Regions from separate parts of the Homo sapiens genome. Here region 1 is linked to region 2. A link is a contact called in ENCODE Hi-C data. All regions are on one chromosome and are shown on one strand. Each heading gives the region's core, a stretch centred on a gene start or an enhancer-like site at or near the end of the contact. The rest is flanking DNA. Distances are from core to core; before and after follow the strand shown.

What was found. A loop is a pair of places that touch in the nucleus more often than their neighbours do. Pooled maps may share reads with other maps.
Region 1: a map of naive thymus-derived CD4-positive, alpha-beta T cell shows a loop between it and region 2 (2.4-fold over the local background). The contact joins two enhancer-like sites. A Hi-C loop is called at or near these places in 2 of 168 maps with a recorded cell type or tissue (MCF 10A and naive thymus-derived CD4-positive, alpha-beta T cell), 11 of 37 single-sample maps with no recorded cell type and 15 of 50 pooled maps.

What each region holds. Positions count from the first base shown.
Region 1 is chr11:86,455,293-86,461,705 of GRCh38, reverse strand. All of the region lies in intron 8 of ME3 (malic enzyme 3), which reads left to right. Among named protein-coding and RNA genes, the nearest start is that of CCDC81, 84 kb to the right of the region's middle. RefSeq lists an enhancer at 1,205-1,733. Within about 2 kb of position 1,550, at least 18 of the 41 ENCODE cell types and tissues checked have a DNase peak (open chromatin) inside an H3K27ac peak, as active enhancers do.
Region 2 is chr11:85,945,046-85,952,100 of GRCh38, reverse strand. No RefSeq gene overlaps it. Among named protein-coding and RNA genes, the nearest start is that of CCDC83, 93 kb to the right of the region's middle. RefSeq lists an enhancer at 4,006-4,055. Within about 2 kb of position 4,025, at least 6 of the 41 ENCODE cell types and tissues checked have a DNase peak (open chromatin) inside an H3K27ac peak, as active enhancers do.

The DNA.
Region 1 (6,413 bases), core at 301-2,800, 510 kb before region 2:
CAAGGCTGTCAGCACATCATGCAGAGCCTCAGAGAGAGAGAGCCACCTCGCCATCCCACCAGGGCCTGGCCTCACCCAGTGATGAGGGAATATGAAGGCTTAACTATTTTAGCCCAGTGCAGGACAACTCAAGCTCCCCATGGAGCTGGCTGAGGCTTTGGGGCCTGCATCACAGCTCAACTTCCCTCTCAACTCATTCTGCTTCCTTCCCTTCCTTCCCACAAGGGCACTTCCTAAAAACATCCTGAACACTCCAATATAACTCAGAATCTTCTTCCAGGGGACCCAAACTGTACCAAATAACATTTTGCATGCACACAGAACTTAAGGTTGAAAGTGCTTTTCATCCTCACTATCTTACAAGTGCCTGGCAACATCCCCCCCTCCCTCACTGGGGGACAAACACAGCTGTCCCACGTCACTAATGAGGAAACTGAAGCCCAGGGGGTTAAAGCTTGCTCACGGCCACACAGCCAGACAAAAGACACAAAGCTGGAACTGGAACCCCATTATGTCTGATTTGGAATTCTCCACTCTCTCCATGGCATCAGGCTGCCTGTTGCTCCTGCACGTGTGAAGTGGTGGAGGGTATCTTCTCGTTAAGGATGAAATTCCAGACCCTGCTGAAACAGTGTGGGTGTCACTGCTCCCTGGCATCCTGCTGCTGTCATCCTGCCCTCCCCATCGTTCCCATTCCTTCCTCTAACTCCTACAGAATGCAGACCTGAAGATGAGGCCCACAGTCACAAGCTGGTTAGGGATGGGTCCAGGCCAGAAGCCTGTGATGTGTGTTCTCATTGTTAAGCAGACAATGAGAAGACTGGTAAGGAATTCCAGGACTAATGAGCCAACATGGCAGATACAGCCCATGCTGCAATGGTCCCCCTTTATCTCCAAATACAAAGTAAGGAGCAATGCCACTTAAGACTACAAGCCATGCTCATAATGGGAGAGGAGCATCTCCATGCACAGAACCACAGAGGGTTGGGAGTGAAGGGGTGAGAGGGAGTGTGGGAAGGAGGAGGAAGCGATGCAGAATCATAGTTGTAAACAGAAACCAAATCACACCACACGTGGGAGCTGGAGACAGATTCTCAGAATCTTCTTGGGAACCACACATGGAGGGGGCTGGAATCGAGCAACCCACATGAAAATGAGACTAGGGTCATGCTACCTACTCTGAACACCAGCCTAGCCTCACATCCTCAGTGGATAGATAGAATTCAATCCTCGGGAGCCCCACTCTACTGATCTCCCAGAGGGCAGGGCCATGCCTGGTGCAGAGCAGGAGCCTAGGGCACATTATTTGACTGTCTCCCAACCAGTCCCACTGTACCATGTGCTCAGAATCACTGACCCCAAGGGGCTGGGCCTCTGAAGCCCGAGCACTTGAAGGGAAGAGAGCTCCCCAGGGCTTCTCATCATCTCTGCCTCCCACCCCAGCTCAGACCCACATAAAGCCTTGGCCCAGGCCCAGGCTGGTCCTTGGTGATCAGAGCTGCCAATGCACTGACTCATTGCTGGCAGCCTCTCAGGAATTTTGGAAAAGGCAGAGGCTCAGGTGACTTTTGTTGTTTCAGCTGGGACCAGAGAAGCATCTCTGCTCTTAGGGAGGAAAGAAAGGCCTAGAAGGGGAAAGGCAGTGGGAATGGTCACACTGGGGACAGGGGAAGGAAGGAGAGCCACACAAGGGGCCAGGTCCAGGGTGCTGCTGACCCAGTTTCCGTGGGTCCCTGGCCTCCACCTGCAAGCTGACCACACAGCATGGCTGGAGCCAGGAAAGCCCCACTGGCTCATCAGCTCTGCAGCTTCCTCCACCTGGCCAGCCTTCCCTGGACCTGCATTGTCCACCAATCCTGCTAAATCTCCAGGCCAGACGCCCATAAAGGCTCCTGTGTGTTATGTCAGGCTATTAGCACCCCCTGTGAGTCCAATGCTTAACAATCAGACATTTCACCAAGACAAGCCTAGGTCTGAATCCCCATTTTCCTGCTTTGTGGCTTTGGACAAGTGGCTGAAATTCTCGGTACCTTCCTTTCCTTATCTGTAAAATGGACTTAACAGTTTTAACAGCCACAACTGCTCATCAGCTAGTACCACCAGAATGGTCAGGGTTTTTTTATAAGGCCAGCATCTGTTATGGTTGGTTGCAGCCTATGCCAATTCCTTGCTAAGTATTTCCAACACCCGTTTATGGCACTGAATTGTTGTAAGGATTGAAGTGATGTATAGGTAGGGACAGGCATGTAGCAGTACTCAGTTCATGGTACCTATTACTATAATCTCTGATGCCTAATAGGCTCGTGACACACAGATACGGGAGGGAAGAAGGAAAGAGGAGACTTAAGGCAGAGATTTTGATGGAGGTGAGGAGAGGGCCACATGTGAGCACAGGACTGGGGAACTCTGGGGAGAAGAGAAGCAGGGCCCCATCTCACTTTTCTCCCCTTTCCCACATATTCCCTATTATTCCAGCCCATTGTATTAGTCACTCTTCTGTGAGTTTTCTGCCAACTCCATGATTTTGAATGTGCTGGTCCCTCTGCCTAGAATTCTCTTCCTGTTCTTCACTACTTTCTGTTTGTCCATAAAGGCTCATTTCACTTCCCCCAGGATAATGCATCCAGGGCCAAGCCACAGACTCTAAATGATCCCACTCTTCCCCAGGATCTGGGAGTGACACTGGACGGTGGTCACCCACTTTACAGAAGGCTTCAAAGTGAGCCAGGGGTAGGGTTCTCAGCCAAGAAATGCAAAATACATCCCTGGAAGATAATGACCTTGTTGGAGAGGGAAGGTGTGGGGGACTTTGCACAGGCTTCAGATGCCACAATAGGGAAGAGGCAGACAGGCAGGAATGGCTGGCTCATCTCTGAAGACCGTGCAGCTCGTTTGTCTTGTTTACAAGATGCCAGGGATTATTTCCAGCTGTCGGGGGTCAACTGCCCTCTCTCTCACCCACCACCACCACTACACACACTGAGTAGCAGTTCTAGGCCTTTCCTTGATCTCTCCCCCTGCCATGAAACTTCCCCTGGTCTCTTTAACCTTTTCTCTCCTCTGTTCCCAAAGCCTTCCTTTTCACTAAGTCCTGTATTCTGAGGCTGTTCTTCACTTCCAGGGCTGTTCCTAGTCCTGAAGTTCATGTGGATCTCATGTATCTGGCTCCTCCGAGATCTCCCCTTTTAGCTGTTGCAACAGCCGAACCTCCAGAGAAGCCAAGAAGATGATCATCATTCCTTCTGGTTCTTTCCAAATTGTGGCAAAACAGGCCTAACCCTATCTTCTCCATTGGCCAGAGAAGTGCCCTCTAGAGAGTCCAGGAGCTCCAGAAAATTCCCTTATGACACAAAATTGCACTGAAGTAATGTAGAAAGCCTTTGCTTGGTGTCCAATAAAGGGGAATCTGAATTTTTGGAACACTTATGCTAGCAACTCCTTGAGAGTTTTATTTGAGAACAAGACTTTTATTTGTCTTTATTTATTCAAGGCCTAGCCCAGAGAAGGCCCAGAACAAACACTCAGCACATACTAATGAATAAATGAATGGCAGTATCTACTGTAGAAAGGTAATTCTTATGGATCGTGGAAGCAGGTGTGGCCTCATAGCAGAGGTTGTTCTGTCCCAATAGGGATCCAGGCCTCCAAAGCCACCGTGGCCAGACCCTGACAGAGCCTAACTCTTTCTGTCCTTCTTGCTGCCTGGGTCAGAAGTTTTCCCTTACCTGATAAAGCAGTAAATTCTTTCCTCCAATAATCTATTGTTCAGCATGGCAACTCCTTTAACTTTGTCAAATCTGACTATTAAAAGCAGAAACTACATTTTCAGCATGTCCTTTTGTGCTATTTCCTGAAGCTACAACCTCAAGTACTCAGTTTGCAGGAAATGTAATTATGGAAATCTCCCTCTGGAAAAAAAAACTTCTTTTTCTTTTACCATGAATAGGAACAACCTGCCACACTTTCAGCTGCCCATGGCATTTATGGGCACAAGTCATGTTCCAGCACATCCCTGGACCCATGGGCTTCTCAGAGTGGTTACCTCGAAACAGCTAAGTAGCTTCCTTTCCAGTTTTAAACCCCTAGTGCATAGCCCAAGAGCACCCCAAAAATGCAGGTTAATGATGGAGATAACTTTATTTGCCAAATTTTGTAATTTGGAGCTTAAGAACCACTGTTTTTCCTCTTGAGTTCTGGCCTGTACCAAGTGCAGAAATAGCTTCCCAAAGGAAAAAAATGGGCAACAGTACCAAATGCTGCTGAGAGGTCAAGAAAGAAGAAGGCTGAGAACTGATTACTGAATTTGGCCACCTGGAGGTACTTGGGGACCCTGACAAGAGGTGGGTCAGTCATTTGATTGGACTGGGTTTCATGGGGACCAAGGAGGAAGGAACTAGATGCAGTTAATATATTCAGCTCTCTAGAAGAGTTTGCCTATAAAGGAGAGTAAGAAATAGGGTGGGACATATAGGACCAAGGGAGGGCCTTTTAAAGATGGAAGTTTTACAGTGTATTTGTATGCTGATGAGAATGATCCAGTAGAGAGGGCAAAATTGAATATGCAGGAAATAGGAGTGGGAATAATGGGACAAGTAGGCAAAAATGATGGGATCCATTAGACAAGTGGTGCTTTAGCTAGAAGCAGGGAGGCATCGATGGTAACAGGGGGAAAAGCAAGTACTTGGACATTGGAGGCAGAGGGTCTGAAGACTTGGTGGTGAAAGGATTCAGAAGTTCTGTCCTGATTAGTTCCATTTCCCTTGAGCGTCACTCTCCACTTTTAAGGGCAAAAAATAGGAGCACAGTAGTCCCTACTTCATGGAGTTGTTGGGAAGATTAATTGAGCAAATCCTGTGCTGGTAAGCACACAGCACAGAGCCAAGGCCACAGTAAGAGTGATCAATAAATGGCAGCTGACCTTGCATCCTTTTATTGTAATGTGTGACTCTTTCCCATCAGATTTCCCATTGTTCTGAGCTCCCCTCCCCTTCCAGAGGTACAGCTGAATGTTGACATCTACTGCCTAAGTTCACTTCCCTCTGCCTCTGCTACCACCCTGCTCCGTCCTTCCCCAGAGAAACCCCATAACACCTCTCCTGCTGCCTTCAACTATAGTCAGGAAGGGCTGTCTGAGCAGCAGAGATCATGAAGGGATGGAAGCAAACCTGGGAAGGAAACCCCCAGGTTTCCTTGCTTTGGGTGACTGACAGGGCCAAGCCACCTTTCTCTGTCAATTTCCTCATCTGTACAACTGTTAAATGCCATGATCTCCAATCCCCATCCAGCACCGAATTTCTGTGAGGAAGCCCAGTTATTCAACCTGCAAATAACCCCAGAAGACGGTTGACACCCAAAAAGAAAAAGACCCATCCAGAGTGTAGTGTCTGCGGGATCATCTCTGATGGAATACCTTTGGCGCCATCTGGTGGCAAATGCTTTGCGCAACCCCTCCTTTCAGGGAGGCAAAAGGCTGTCCTGAAACAGACTCCGATGAGCAGAAAACTCCCGCTAGCCAATGGCAGGAAACTAGTACCTCACCTAGAGAGGCCATCTAGTTCAGTGCATCTCAAACTGGAATGGCATACAAATCATCTGGAGATCTTTTTAAATACAAATTCTGACTCCGTAGAACTGAAATGAAAGAGAGTTTTATGGGCGGAGAGTAAGAAGTATGGAGTTACTTGGAGGGAGGCAGAGAAAATAGGGAGTGCCACATAATAAGTGGACTTTGGAGAAAATTAAGGACAAAGGGGATTTGGGGATTTCAGAAGAGGGTCATACAATGCAATTCTCCTCGCCCTTTCTTTAAGTGATTTAAATACTTATTTAAACTGCTTGTTGATACTTCCTTGGATGTCAGCTTGGTGTTTCTTTTGAATGCAGTACAGTGCTGAGCCTGACCATGATATAGTCCAGCTTCATTCAGGTTAGATAAAAAAGTAGATATGGGAAAAGGAGGCATGGTTAAGGATGCCTGGGGTAGCAAGGAATGTCTTGCTGATCATTTGGGCAGTCTTAAGGAATAATGAACTGCAAAATGGTCTTCTAGATAGGTAGAATAGCAGGGGAAATGTACCTAAGTATAAACATGCATGATATGTGTAGGGAACAATGAATAAAGCTACTGGTACATGGAGTACACGGGGAGGCACTGCAGAGGTAGGTTGATACTGATAACATACTTTTCTGTACATAAACTAACAAAAAGTATGTCATGAACAACTGTTTTATAAAAGCCATCACACTTGTAATCATTTAGTAATTTCTTTCCTTACAAACAGAAATGAGCTTGGTCTATTTTGTTACCATGGTATCCTCAGTACCTGAGCCTGGTTCATAATTGATGCTCAAAAAATAAATGAATGTAACAATTTCCAGTGATCTCTGACTACCCACTGTGTTCTACTGTTTTG
Region 2 (7,055 bases), core at 2,776-5,275:
CACACCAACATGGCACATGTATACATATGTAACAAACCTGCACATTGTGCACATGTACCCTAAAACTTCAAGTATAATAATAATAAAATAAAGAAAAAAAAAGTACCTATGACAGCGGTTGAGATTACCAAAGGAACCACTGTGTGCCAGAGTAAGGGCCAAGGATGAGTCCCAGGGAACACACCCTTATTAAGGGGTGAAGGCCAGGAAAGAACAATCAAAGCTGGAGGCGGAGAACCAGGAAAGATAATTATGTCAAGGATATAACTGAAGAAGTAGGGAATGGCCAACACAAGTAAAATAAAGACCAAAACCTGCCCATTGGTTCTAGCAATTAGGAACTTGAACCTTACCCCTAGATATACCTGGGAATTGTCAGGGACAGAAGGCAGATCACATGGCATTGAGAAAATGCAGAGATATCAAAAAGCTATGAACTAAAAGAGATACTAAGCAAAAGACTGACCAAGGAAGATTTTTAGAAAGCAGATTGAGTTCTTCGTTCATCCATTCAATACACTGAGTGCCTTCAATGTGCCAGTAGTTCTAGGTGCAAGAATCAATAAACAAAACATAGATTCTTCTTTCATTGAGCTTATTTTCTTGTGAGAGTAGGCAATTAGCAAATATTTTATGACAAATGATGATGAGTGTTGTGAGAAAAAAATAGTAGAGAGAGTGATGTGAGCAGAGTGTGGTGCTGTTTGGGATAGGGTCAAGGAAGACCTTGAAGTCATCTTTGAACAGAGATACTAAGTAAGGAAGCAGGATGGTAAGATTTGGAGAGTGGCTCTCCTCCCCACATATGGGGGCAGAGGGCAGAACAAAGGCCCTGTTTCCCTAGTCAGAAACAGCACTGTCGCCAGCAAGGTTTGAACAAAGCGAGCAGGTTGGAGCTGAGGTCAGGGGTGGCAGTGGGCCTAGGCTAGGCCATGCTGAGGCTTGGATTTCTTTCTCAGTGGGGAAGCCACCGAAAATGTTGACCAGAGGATTCTTTAAAAACTTTTGTTGCTAAAAGGCTCGCTCTGGCTGCTGTATTATGAAGGAACTATAGGGAGACTATTATAACAGTCTTCCAACATGAGCAAAACTTAGCCCCTGAAAGCTGTAGTGAGCTAGAGGAGATAGCTAGGTGAGAGACAATCAGATAGGTTGCAAAATCAGCGGGAGAAAGGGAAATGCTGAGTGGTTAGGACTGGAAATGTTATGGGGTAGGAGATGGAAGAAAGGCAGATGAAGAGCCTGGAATATGGAAATACGCAGAGGACCATTTGCAGAAATCCCTTCCTTGGAGAGTATCACCATCACTGAGGGAAGCAACTACTGCTTGATGAGAGAGTACAGCATAGCAGTAATGGTGTAAACTCTGCCATGCTGTGTGTTTAAACCCCAGTTTGAGCAAGTTACATACTCTCCCTTTGTCTCAGTTTCTTCATCTGTAAAATTATCATAATAGTGCCTACCTCATAAGACTGTTGTATATAATGAATTTTTTAAATTTTTATTTATTTTTTTTGAGACAGGGTCTCACTCTGTTGCCCAGGCTGGAGTGCAGTAGCGCCATCTCCGCTCACTGCAACCTCTGCCTCCCAGGTTAAAGAGATTCTTGTGCCTCAGCCTCCCGAGTAGCTGGGATTACAGGTGTGAGCCACCACATCTGGCTAATTTTTGTATTTAGTAGAGATGAGGTTTCGCCATGTTGGCCAGCCTGGTCGTGAACTCCTGACCTCAAGTGATCCGCCCACCTCAACCTCCCAAAGTGCTGGGATTACAGGCCTGTGCCACCATGCCTGACTTGTATTTAATGAATTTAAAAGATACACTCAGAACATGATAAAGATGTGATATGTAATTACTGTTATTCTCACTGGGATGCAGAACAGCTTGTAGTCAAGAGCCTAGATTCTGGATCCAAATTACCTGTGTTCAAATCCTGGCTCTGCTCCTTTACTACCTGGAGAACTTTAAAAAGTTACTGAATTTCCCTCTGCCTGTTTTTTCATCTGTAAAATGGGTGTAATTATAGACCCTACCTCATAGGGTTATAATAGATAGGATCAGTATGTGTAAAGTGCATATAATAAGCACATTTAAGTGTTTGCTATTGTTTGTATTACTAAATTGTTGACATTGCCAATTCTGCCTTTTTACATAGCTGACCAAAGCCCAATGCCTGTGGAGATCCCATGAGTGGTTTTCAAAGCAGAACTTTGAACCCCTGACTCCACATGTCCTCACGACAAGCAGGAGTTCTTGGTCCTGGGGCAACTTCAGTAATATTATAGTTTGGTGTGACAGAACACATTTTTGAAAACAGCCAACCCCACACATAAGTATACTTAGGGCAACAGTTTAGATGCCCATAGATATTTTCTAAGTAGAATACTTTCTAATGTACTTTGAGCCCTTTTTAAAACATTTTTTCTTCGTATCATCCAGCCCAAAATGTCAATTTGTAAAAAAAAAATTTAACAGAATAAATTGCTTACCCAGCCCTATTTAATGTCCTAGAGACTAGAGACTACTTTTCTTTTCTTTTTCTTTTTCTTTTTTTTTTTTTTTTGAGACAAGGTCTGGCTCTGTCACCCAGACCAGAGTGCAGTGGCAAGATCATGGCTCACTGCAGCCTTGAACTTCTAGGCTGAAGCAATTCTCCCACCTCAGCCCCCAAGTAGCTGGGACTACAGGTGTATGCCACCACACCCAGCTAATTTTTTAACTTTTTGTAGAGGGGAGGTCTCACTATATCGCCCAGGCTGGTCTCGAACTCCTGAGCTCAAGCAATCTTCCCACCATGGCCTCCCAAAGTGCTAGGATTACAGGCATGAGCCACCACACCTGGCAGAGACAATATTTTACTATTGAAACCATTGACTTCTCATAAGGGAAATATTCAGTCTCTGTATGAGGATTGGTTTTGGTTGTGTATAACAGTAAACTTAAACTAACAATGATTCAAACAAGATAGTTTCTTTTCCCTCACACATGGAAGTGTGACTTGGTATGTGTGCCTACTCTGCCCCACAAGATTGTTAAGTGTCCACTTTTAGGTCTAGGTGTCTTGGTGTCGCACAGTCCTTAAGGTATTACTCTCAGGTGCACAATCCAATACGGCTAAGCAGCATAACCACATTCCAAGCAGCAGGATTCAGGTGGGTGGGGACAGGAGAAGAGATGACCCAGAAATTGTGCACACTTCTTGCACTTCTGTTCACATTCCATTGGCCAGAACTTTGTCATATGGCTATTTAAAAAAAAGCCTAAAGACTAAAAAAATGTATTTAATTTGAGTGACCGTGTACCAACTAAAACAGCTAAATAGATGATTATAGAAGAAGGGGGAGAGTAGTTTATTTTTTTCACTTATATTTTGTACTATTGCTAATAGGGAGAATATATTTAAAGACAAAATAGCAACCAGTGCCACAGTCCTACAATTTTTATTAGAAGAATTAATTTCATGAAGCTTTTTCTGATCTGTGACTTCAAAACCCATGACACATACTGCAAGTTGAGATCTGAGAAATCTTTTAAAATAATGTTTTAGAATTGAAATGTGTCAATGAAAACAAATACAAAAAACATCAAAAGCTTAAAAAAATGAAAACTAAGCAGATCCAAGCTGCTAGTGCTGAGTAAATGTTACAAGACATGTTGAAAATATGTACATTCTCACCAGATTTTAGGTCCAGCTATATCTCACGTTGACATTTCCATATAAATAGCATAAAAGTAAAAAAAGACACTTTTTAAGTGGCTAGGCGAAAATGACTGATGTAAAAATGAGATGTAACGAAGAACATTAAAGCTCTAAGGTTAATTACACACTTGTGCTAGAACCTCAAGGGAGGTCAGGGTACACCATCCCTCTGATTTGGTGTCTGAGGACTTTGAGGTAAAAGTGACTCGCTGGCCTCATTCAGAGTAGTCATAGAGAGGGGAATCCCACGTGGTTAATTTTCATTCTTCTTAGGAGGAAAATGTTGCAAGGGCTAGCATATTTTTATACAAAAAGATGGCAGTAACCCAAGAAGGCAAGAGGTCAGCGAGTTGACACAGGACTTGAGGAAGGAAATGCTGACAAAACCTTATGCTAAGAATCTGTGAGGATATCTGAATCTGCAGTTACTTTAAGACTCATTTGTTGTGCTGGAAATCTGAAAACATTTCTATTTAAAGATTCTTTAAAAGTATCTTAAAGGCTTTTAGCACTTACTCAGATCATAAGAACAGAATGACCTAAAACATAACCAACCTAAAGAGTCACGATACAAAAAAAAAAAAAAAGGCTTTCTGGGAACATGAGCCTCACAAAGTCATAGGAATAGGAAATGGAAATACTTAATCAAGTTAAAGTCACTAATATTTAGAAAGCCTCAGTTGTTCGAGGGTGCATTTCCTTGTGTCTGTTACAAAAGCCAGTTTATTCCAAGAAAAATACAGAGAACTGTTGTGTTGGCATCTAGTAAAACAAGCAAGGAAATCAGTCCTTTAACAAACAGCCCTTTGTTGCCATAAAACTAACCTAGCCTCTCTGTTCCCTGAATGGTTCTAGTGTCTGACTACATGGCTTGAGAAGAGACAAAAATGCCTGTACCCCACCTCCTGCTACACATAAGAATTTTGGAACTAGGTTTACTACTTGTCCCTACAGCCTCAAGTAGATCAGCAGATTCAGGATGGGCCCTTGGAGCCTACTGGATGAAGACCATGCCCCTATACCAGGGCGGTGACTGATTTGCTCTCAGCAAAAGACAGAGCGAGCCTTTGGATTAATAAGCATGTAGTTACCCCATATGCATATAAAACTATCATATATCTATACAAATTAAAACTTAAAGTGTGTAGAGCCCGGCTGTCATCATACTGGTTTGCACCTGACACCATGTGACGGATTGGACACAGACTCTGCTCTGTGTGCCTTTACGTGAATGCATTGCAAAGACAACCATACTCTTTGGCTACTTCCAGAGAATCTTTAGAGATTCCTGTTATATGTCAATTTTTTCAACTGCCATATATTGCATGTCTACTATGTGTAGGTTACACACTTTCTAATCCTTAAATAATACTGCAGTATGGGAATTAGGTTTGTAAAGTATAGTTGAGGAAACCAGGGTTTAAAGAGGTTAAGTGACCACCCAAGATGCAAAGGCAGCCAGCCTGACTCCACAGAATGTGTTTTCCCATACTCTGTCTCTTTACACCTCCTTAATTTCTTCAAACCTAGCTAATTTTTGGCCTAAAGTAAGCAACTTACTACCCTGAAGCTCAAGCTCCAACCACCTTGTTCCTGCCCCTCAAATCTTGAATAACAACATGCAAAACTCAAATACTTTGTTATTCTGAGAACTGAAACCTACATAAAAATCCTCCTAAACTCATTTTTACTTAAATTGCTTTTTCCAAGCCTATTACTAAAGGTACTAAAAACAGTGTGAGCTAAACACATGGTAGCCTCACCCACCACACCTAGAATAGCTTTTCCTGTCTTCTCCCACTTTCCTTGCTTCCTTCCCTCCTTGTTATTGCTGAAGACTGAAAGCAGCAATGATGGCTCAGGCTCTCTTAGTGGACCATGAGCTATTTGAGGAAAGAAGCAGTTTGATTTTGCATCCCTAAAACCTTACAAACAGTGCCTGACTGGTTCCATAAATGCTTTGTTGAATGAGTGACACCCATAGGAAGTTCACAGTGGTACAACTTTATTGAGAGTTGCTTTGCAATGTAGTCATTAACAAAGCTACCATTGTAAGCTGTTTGGAATTTGAGTTGTTGAGAAAACTGCAGATTTATTTTAGAGATACTGCTATTCTGCAAATCTCAAACACAAGAAATGATACTAATGGAAGGAAAGCACATTGATATGGTTTGAATGTTTGTCTCCTCCAAATCTCATGTTGAAATGTAATCTCCAATGTTGGAGGTAGGGCCTGGTGGGAGGTGATTGGATCATGAGGGCAAATGCCTCATGAATGGTTTAACACCATCCCCTTGGTGATAAGTGAGTTCTTGCTCAGGTCACATGAGATCTGGTTGTTTAAGACAGTCTGGAACATCTCCCTTCTGTCTCTCACTTCTGCTCTTGCCATGTGATAAACCTGTCCCCCTTCACCTTCCACCATGAGTGTAAACTTCCTGCAACCCTTGCCTAGAGCAGATGCTTGCATCACACTTCCTGTAGAGCCTGCAGAACTGTGAGCCAATGAAACCTCTTTTTTAAAATAAATTACCCAGCCTCAGGTATCCCTTTATAACAATGCAAATGAACTAATACAGACATTCTTTCCCCTTCCCTTTCCAAATGATGCCTTCTCAACTCTGACATCTTCTTGGCAGCAAACAAGACTTTTTTAGTCTGTCAGGTTCCAACCTGAGCTGAGGTCTGAGGGGAGCTGGTGGATGGGTGGTGGGTAGCTGAAAGAACACTCGAGGGACCATAGGCAGTTGGGACATGGCTTTATTCTCTCCCCCTCTCCTACAGAGTCAGCAGTGCCATTATATTTCTCACAGACAACAGTGGCTTAAAGCCACATATGGGCTCACACAAACAGGTTACATTAAATGACTACATAAGTGTGATTACATAGTGCACAAGATTTTGTGCCTGCACTCCAAACCTGCTGTGTCGTGCTGTACTGGATGTCTGCCTTGGCCTACTCCTGACTGAAGCATAGCCATTTTCCTTATACTCCACCCCCTAGGCTGAGGGAGTTCTCCTAGTGGGGAGATGTGCCCACAGGGCAGAACCCTGGACCCAGAGGCCACAGCAGCAATACAGAGAGCAACAACTCACTCAACTCACTATTAATATTCTCACTATGCTACCCATAATTATTAAGAGTCCAGCATAGGCCAGAGCCCAGGGATGCCCACCATGTTTGTTGGGGGTCATCAGTAAGGCTTTCAACTGCCTTGATTTCCTGGGAAACTCCTTGCAAAGCTGCTGTTATGTTTTGTTGATTGTCACGGATAAAGGTACAACTTTGTGTTCCCAAAAGATGCCAGGGATGAAGATACAACATTGTGTTCCCAAAAGAGCACAGGTGCCACCT